Regions from separate parts of the Homo sapiens genome. Here region 2 is linked to region 1. Evidence: chromatin contacts called from ENCODE Hi-C or POLR2A ChIA-PET data. All regions are on one chromosome and are shown on one strand. Each heading gives the region's core, a stretch centred on a gene start or an enhancer-like site at or near the end of the contact. The rest is flanking DNA. Distances are from core to core; before and after follow the strand shown. Region 1 has its middle 39 kb from the start of NKILA. Region 2 has its middle 49 kb from the start of CIMIP1.

The links. A loop is a pair of places that touch in the nucleus more often than their neighbours do. ChIA-PET counts read pairs that join two places held with the same protein, here RNA polymerase II (POLR2A).
Region 2: a loop to region 1 is called in a map of posterior cingulate gyrus, with 2.5 times the contacts of the local background. The contact joins two enhancer-like sites. A Hi-C loop is called at or near these places in 1 of 168 maps with a recorded cell type or tissue (posterior cingulate gyrus). POLR2A ChIA-PET finds 5 or more read pairs at or near these places in 1 of 52 experiments (SK-N-SH).

Annotation. Positions count from the first base shown.
Region 1 is chr20:57,746,878-57,750,628 of GRCh38, forward strand. No RefSeq gene overlaps it. Among named protein-coding and RNA genes, the nearest start is that of NKILA, 39 kb to the left of the region's middle. RefSeq lists enhancers at 796-1,655, 1,656-2,513. Within about 2 kb of position 1,919, at least 25 of the 41 ENCODE cell types and tissues checked have a DNase peak (open chromatin) inside an H3K27ac peak, as active enhancers do.
Region 2 is chr20:58,100,318-58,104,068 of GRCh38, forward strand. No RefSeq gene overlaps it. Among named protein-coding and RNA genes, the nearest start is that of CIMIP1, 49 kb to the right of the region's middle. Within about 2 kb of position 2,059, at least 2 of the 41 ENCODE cell types and tissues checked have a DNase peak (open chromatin) inside an H3K27ac peak, as active enhancers do.

The sequences.
Region 1 (3,751 bases), core at 669-3,168:
AGACCACTCAGGCCAACTCTTAAAGCCCAGAGCCCCTCGGGATCTGCTCTAGTTCTACCAAGGGGTTTCACCCTCCCTGGTACTGGGCTCTGGGTGGACCAGAAGGTCTGTGTACTCCCAGAGGGGCCAGCAGAGTGGCCTGTGAATGACCTCTCCCCCACCCCCACCCCAGCCAGGACTGTTTACTCCTAATACATTAGATTTCCAGATGGGAATCATTTGGGCAATCGTGCACTTTTATATCCTTGAAAGGAAAAGAGAAAATGGCAATGCTTCCCTTTCTGCCCTTCCCCTCAAGGTCTGCCAGGATGACATCAGACCCCCAACCTCACCAGGGGGCTTCCTCACCAGGGGTTGGCGGGGACCAGAGGGGCAGAGCTTTGAGGGAGGCCGGAGAGAGGGCCTGCCCCTTCCCCTGCTTCCCAAAAAGGAAATCATGAACTTGGAAATGTTGGAAGCATGTCCTCTGTTAACCTTCTGCACACCTCAGTCGTCTGCACTTCACCGTCATACTTTCTGCCATGTCTGGCTGCCACTCATACTATTTCTTCGCTTTTTTCTTTAAGATAAGTTAACAAAGTTTTTATATAGCATTAAAAATGTTTTCATTATGGAAAATTTTAAATACATACAAAAGTGGCCTGAATAATATAATGTAATCTAATCTAATACAATATACTCATAATATATAATGTATGTATTATATATAACATGTCATATTAAATGTTGCAATATAAGATACAATATTTGAAATGATATGTAATATACCCATCACTTCGCTTCAAAAAGTGTCCACTCGTGGCTGATCTTGTTTCTTCCATGTCTTCACTCGCTCCTCCACTGCAGATTACTCTGAGGCATACCCCAGAAATCATGTCTTTGCATCCACAAATATTTCAGTATCTCTCTCCCTCTGAAATGTTCGACTAACTTACAAAACTTAATTTGTCTTAAAAGTGAACTCTGTATCACTACCCTAAGAGGAAATCTGGGTAACTTTCCAAAACTAGATGGAAAAATAAACACCGCGAAAGTAAAATAGTGTTACCCATGTCTACGTGAGCGTGAGCCTGCTCTCTTGGTTCAAAAAAGGAATCCAAGTGCTCAGGGAGTGTTGAGGACAAGTTGGCACCCAACTGAGACTTTCTCCTTCACAGATAATTAGGAAGGGTGAAAGACAATTGGGAGGGGAAAACTTTCTCTCTGTTTGGTTCGTTGTTACCTGATACTGAACCATAACCTCACTCCTACCGGCACGTCTGCCCGGGGTGCCGGCCACTCCTGGGTGCCACAGCTGCAAGCATAGGCACCCACGGGCAGGGCTGGCTTTCAGGGACGTGCTGCTGCTGGTGCAGGAGGCCCGCCTGGGTTCAGATCCTGGCGTAGCCCTTCCTGAGTATGTGAGCTTGGGCACACAGCAAACTCCCCGGCCTCAGTTTCCTCATCAGGGAAATGGGGGCAGGAGTAGTGGTACCACGCATGGCTGTTGTGAGGCTCACGAGATATTCCAAGTATAGAGTTTAGAACGGAGCGTGACAGAGCAAAATCTCAATGAATGGCAGCTGGTGGTGGTGTTGTTTTTATTGTTATTATTACTAGCAGCTAAGTAGACATCCCGATTTCTTCCAAAGTGTCCCCTCAACAGTGGAGCTGGAGTTACCTTTTCTCCCTGGTCTTCCTGGTGGGGGCTAAGTCTTGCCCTTTCTCCTGCCCCAGGCATTTTGGTTTCTGAATTCCTGGAACTTTGCACCGCAGCATCGGGGCTCTCATGATCCCCTGAGCCACTTAGCCTGCCAGCCTGTGAGTCACCTCTGTCTACTGGGGAAAACCAAGCGGCCCAGAAAAAAAAATTCCAGACTCCCATGGGCGTCCCCAGCTGCCTGCTGCCGGGATGAGCAGCGCCACCGCCACCCCCATCCCTGCCAGACAGCTGGGCAGGCTGCCAGGTCCGCGGCTCACACCCAGGATGGCAGCAGACAGCTCCACTGGGCTGGGCTCTGCGTGTGTGTGCGTGTGTGTGTGCGCGCGCGTGTGTGTGCACGCGTGCGCCGCGTTCTTTCCCCTCTGCTGGCCTGGGTTGTTTCGCTCTGGGCTGCGCATTCATTTTTAGATTCCGGCCTCCTCCCTCCCCGCCATCTCCCGCTTCTATTCTTAGAAAGCAAACTGGGGTGTGCTTGGGCTTCGCAGGGAAGTCAGACAGAAGTTTGCCCACGTGCTCCGGCCGCCTGAGATATGGAGTTAATTAAAAAGGAGGCTTTGAGCGGCAGGTTCATTGGCCGGAAACGCAGCTGGCGGGGGCCAGGGCGAGCCTGGGGTGCCCGGCCCCCCTGCTCTAGGTGGACTTGGGGAGCTGAGTGGAGGCTCTGCCCAGCCCAGCTCCCAGGGCCTGAGAGGGCAAGGCTCTTGGGAGGGCCTGCCCTGCCTGGATGGGTTGGGGTGGCCGTGAGTGTTGGTTAAATATGAACTCTTCAAGCATGTTGAGCTGCTGAGAGATTTTTAATTAGATAAATAAATTGTAAAGGGTTTGGAGGAGGGTTGCCTTCAGGAAGCTGAGCTGGCTGAAATGTGCTGTCTGCGGAAGGAAGCCGACCTTCCTCAATGCCAGCCTGGCAGTGCAAGGGCAGGAAGGCAGGGAGAGAGGAGAGGAGGGAGGGAGGGGTGAAGGGAGAGAGATGGGAGGAGGAGGAGGGTCTGGGGGTACTGGAGTGTCTCAGTGTCAGAGGCGTTGGAACCAGAGCGACTCCATCTTGAGTGAGGGCTGGAAAATGAGGCCGAGACCTGCTGGGCTGCGTTCCCAGAAAGTCAGGCATTCTGAGCCTCTAGATGTTTATGGTTAAGGAACAAATTAATAATGTTTACTAAACAGACCCAGACTTGGGAGTGTCCAGATATCCTGATATCTGGAGAACAAAGGCATTCCTAATTTTACTTTAAAGATAATAATATCGATTCTTGTAAAATACAGTAATTAAGAAAACTAATCCTTTATCACAAACCCTCGTAGCAGAGCACATCTGCCCATATATACAAGCATTGTACCTAGGGTGGACGCGTTCCTCCTCTTACTTTCGGGAATGTCCTCCTCTGTCTGTGGAGTAGCTGTCCTTTCACCACTTGACTTTCTTAGTAAATTTGCTTTTACTTTGCACTGTGGACTCACCCTTTCTTGCGCAACTGCGATCCAAGAACCTTCACTTGGGGTCTGGATGGGGACCGCTTTCCTGTAACAGCAGAAGAGAGTGAGCAGCTGGAAGGAAATGTGCCTGAAGAGAGGGGGAGTGCCTGGTTGAAGGAACCAGCCTGAATGGGTTCAAAATCCTGGCTCTGAATTTTCCAGTTGTGTAACCTTGGTCACAGCACTTAACCTCTCTGTGTGCCCATTTGCTTATCTGTGAAATGGGCACGTTTATCATAATGGTGCCCCTCTTTAACTTAAGACAAAGGGCTTCAGCAGCATCTGGCACAAAGCAGGGATTATGAAGTCACCCAAATTTATGTCTGCAGCAGGGAACAGAGGAAAAACAGAGGCAAGGACCCTATGGTGTTTAGAGACAATGGTTACCCCTCTCTGTCTTAGCCCAGCAAATCCCAGCGGCATTGCACGTAGGAAGGGGAGGCAGCCCTATCAGGACTTAATCTTCTTGGAGAAGAAGCAGGTGAGACCAAGAGGGTTCCTTCTCTGGGGCTGATCCTCCATTGACTGAAAGAGATACAACATTCTCTGAGAGCTCAGAAGCCTTCTCCTCCAGGA
Region 2 (3,751 bases), core at 809-3,308, 350 kb after region 1:
CCCACCCTGAGCCCGGCTGTCTCCTGCTGAAACATATGGCCATGCTCACCTCTTTCTTTCTCTGCTTACAACCCTTTAAAAGCCCCTAAAGATCTCATCTTCCACACCACGGCCTGTGGAACCTCCCATCATCTGGCCCTGCCTCCCCTCCAGTCCAGCCCCAACCCACCCCTGCATTGCTTCCACCCGCTTGCCTCTCTTTGTGCTGTGTCCATTGCCTGGAATTCTCTTCCTTCTCTTCTTTGTGCAAATCCTGCTCATCTTCCTAAACTCAGCAAGGAGAGTCTCCTCCTCCAGGAAGCCCTCCCTAACTTCCCTTATCCTGGATTAGCTAACATTCACTCCCAGGAGTCCCCGGCATAGCACTATCACCTCACTCATCCACTGTATTGTGATTACATGTTCATGCCTCAGTTTCCCCTAGGAGACTGTGACTTTCCTAAAGAAGCCTTATCTGAATCAACTCTGCATTCCTGTAGCTTGGCATCTTGTTTGGGGAATGGTGGGTGCTTGGTAGGAATTTTAAGGCAATTCATTCATGCATTCATTCATGCATTCATTCATTCATTCATTCATTCATACATTGCTTCTGGCTGCCGAAATGCCTGCATTCTCTCCGCTATTGATGGCTAAGTCATGAGGAGTGGTTGGGAGGCAGCAGTTAACCAAATTGATTAGGTACTTACTTTATGCTAAATAAAGTACTGGTAGGGCTCTGGGTCTTAAGAAGTGGGGCCCCTGACCTCAAGACACCTACCAGGAGACAGGAGCGCACATCTAATGTGCTGGACCAGGGCACTTCAAATTTTAATTGGCACACAAACCACCTAGGGACCATGTTAAAGTGCAGGTTCCGACTCAGCTGGGCTGGGCTGGGGCCCGAGGGTATTTATTTATTTATTTATTTACCTACTTATTTTGAGACAAAGTCTCACTCTGTCACCCAGGCTTGAGTGCAGTGGCGCGATCTCAGCTCACTGCAACCTCTGCCTCCCAGGTTCAAGTGATTTTCCTGCCTCAGCCTCCTGAGTAGCTGGGATTACAGGCATGTGCCACCACGCCTGGCTAATTTTTGTATTTTTAGTAGAGATGGGGTTTCATCATGTTGGTCAGGCTGGTCTTGAACTCCTGACTTCGTGATCTGCCCGCCTCGGCCTCCCAAAGTGCTGGGATTACCAGTGTGAGTCACCGCGCCTGGCCCCGAGGGTCTTCGTTTCTAACCAGCTCCCAGATGACGCAGCCCTGCTGGCCCCGAGCCACACTGGGTGCTTACCGGCAACGTGTTGCACTCTGCAACCAAAGGCAAGGCCGCATGGCACCCATCCTTCCCTCCTGCCCCACATGCTAGTATGTTCCTTCAATCAACTCTCACTTTGTTCCCTAAATGTATTTAAAGGTAAATTTTAAATTCTTATCTTAAATGAAAAAGAAACATCACTTTTGATACACAGAAAATACCCAGGAGATAAATAGAGTAAACTGTTCTACACCTGGTTGCACATCCTCAACTGATGGTCCTGAGCCACATCCAGCTCCCCCTCTGTTCAAATCAACTTCAAAATAAACTCCATACTCAGAGCTTTCGTGGCCAATGGAGATGGTCAATGTTAGGGGTTAAAGGCATATTAGCACTAAGCCGAGACTTTCTCTTTGAGATCACTAGAGGGATTCTGAAGAATGGAAAAAGGGGCCAGGCACGGTGGCTCATGCCTGTAATCCCAGCACTTTGGGAGGTCAAGTCTGGCAGATCACCTGAGGTCAGGAGTTCAAGACCAGCCTGGCCGACATGGTGAAACCCCGTCTCTACTAAAAATACAAAAGTTAGCCAGGCTTGGTGGTGGGTGCCTGTAGTCCCAGCTACTCGGGAGGCTGAGGCAGGAGAATCGCTGGAACCAGGAGGCAGAGGTTGCAGTGAGCCAAGATCATACCATTGCACTGCAGCCTGGGCGACAGAGCAAGGCTCCATCTCAAAAAAAAAAAAAAAAAAGAAGAAGAAGACAAATGGAGAAAGGGATGAGCTTCTCAGTTTGTGGTTCTCTGTTACTTGGCAACACAGTGTGTGCTGCAGGCAGTGTTTTGGGAGAGCCTGGATTGACAACTGCAGAGGCCACTCTGTCCAGCCCAGGCATGCTCCAAGTGCCTGAGGTCATTGGCAAATGACCACAGCTGGGCTCTCTTTGGCTCAAGAATCTCCAGATTCCATGCATTTTCATGGCCTAGCAAAATGCCTCCAGTATTTGAACCCCTTGACAGCTGGCCTCGCTATGGCACCATTCCACGAGAGAAGAATCTCACCGCCCTCCACCCCATTATAATCACTTTAGATAAACCCTGCTCACAGGCGGCAAGAAATTTAAAAAAAAAAATGTGGGAATAGATGTTGTTTCACAGGCAGCAGAGATTTAGCTGTGCCGCTTTCTCTTCTTAATTGTGGGTCTGTCCAGGGAACCCACAGCAGTGGATAAATCACGGTGATGGTTGGCAAGCCACTGTTGCCACACAGCTACCCGAAGAGTTACAATATTATCTGATGCTGAAAGGTGGGGATCAGGGAAAAGGGTGAATGGATGACTCAGTCACAGATGGAGCCACAAAGATGAAGCCATTCATTCCCACCCACCACCACCACCACCACAAAAAAGAACATCTGAGCCCCCACCATGAGTCAGGGATGAGCTGGTGCACCTGCCCTCAGGGGCTCAGCCAATAGAAGGTGCACCCCCTAATGATCTGAAGTAACTTGAAATCACAGAGTCATCCTACCCAAAATGCAAACTCAGTGGTTTCCTCACCTACTCAAAACCCTTTAAGGATGCAAAGCACATCTGGTTTTGCTTGCTGCATTCCCATTTTCCCGCTGGTAACAACTTCCTGGTCTTCTTAGTGGAGACCCACTCCCCCCGACCTTTGGTCTACGTGGTCTGGGTGGGGCTGGCGTGTGCTCCTCTGTCCCTCCACCCCACTCAGTGGGTGGGCAAGCTTCCCAGAACCCTGGCTACCTAGGGGTGGCATGTGACCAAGAGGGAGTCCAGGACAATCCCAGTCTTCAGTTGACACATCCTGAAAAGCACACCTGCTTCTGCCTGGGCTTGCCAGGAGTATCAGTGGGGACTCTGGACCTGCCTCCAGAAAGAAAAAAGGATTCGTGATGGTTAACTGGATGGGTCAACCCAATTGCCCAGGGCTGCCCAGATCAAATGTTATTCTCGGTGTGTCTGTGAGAGTGTTTCCAGATAAGCTGAGCATTTGAATTGGTAGACTAGGTAAAGTTGATGGCTCTTCCCCATGCAGCTGAGCATCATTCAAACCACTGAATAGAACAAAAAGGTGGAGGAATGAGAAAGCCGCCCTGTTTTCTTCCTGCCTTCCTGCTTGAGCTGGGACAATGGGCTCCTTCTGCCCTGGGGCTGAGGTTTATACCACCGCCTCCCCTGCTGGTCAGGCCTTCGGAATCAGGCTGGAGTCATTCACGGCAGATGGTGGGACTTCTGAGCCTTCATCATTGCATGATCCAACCCCTCCTAATAGATCTTCCTTTATGTAAATATATATAGCGATGATGAAGGTGGTGATGGTGGTAAGAGGATGAAGCTTCCCACCTCCCAGAGTGGAGGAGGAGGCTCTTCGGTGACCATGCACTCAGAGAGACTCTGTACCTCTGTTCGTTTCTGGCACTTCTGGAATGAGCTCTTAGGATTCATGATGAATCCGACCTCAGTTGGTCATGGGACAAAGCCTTATAAAATGTCCT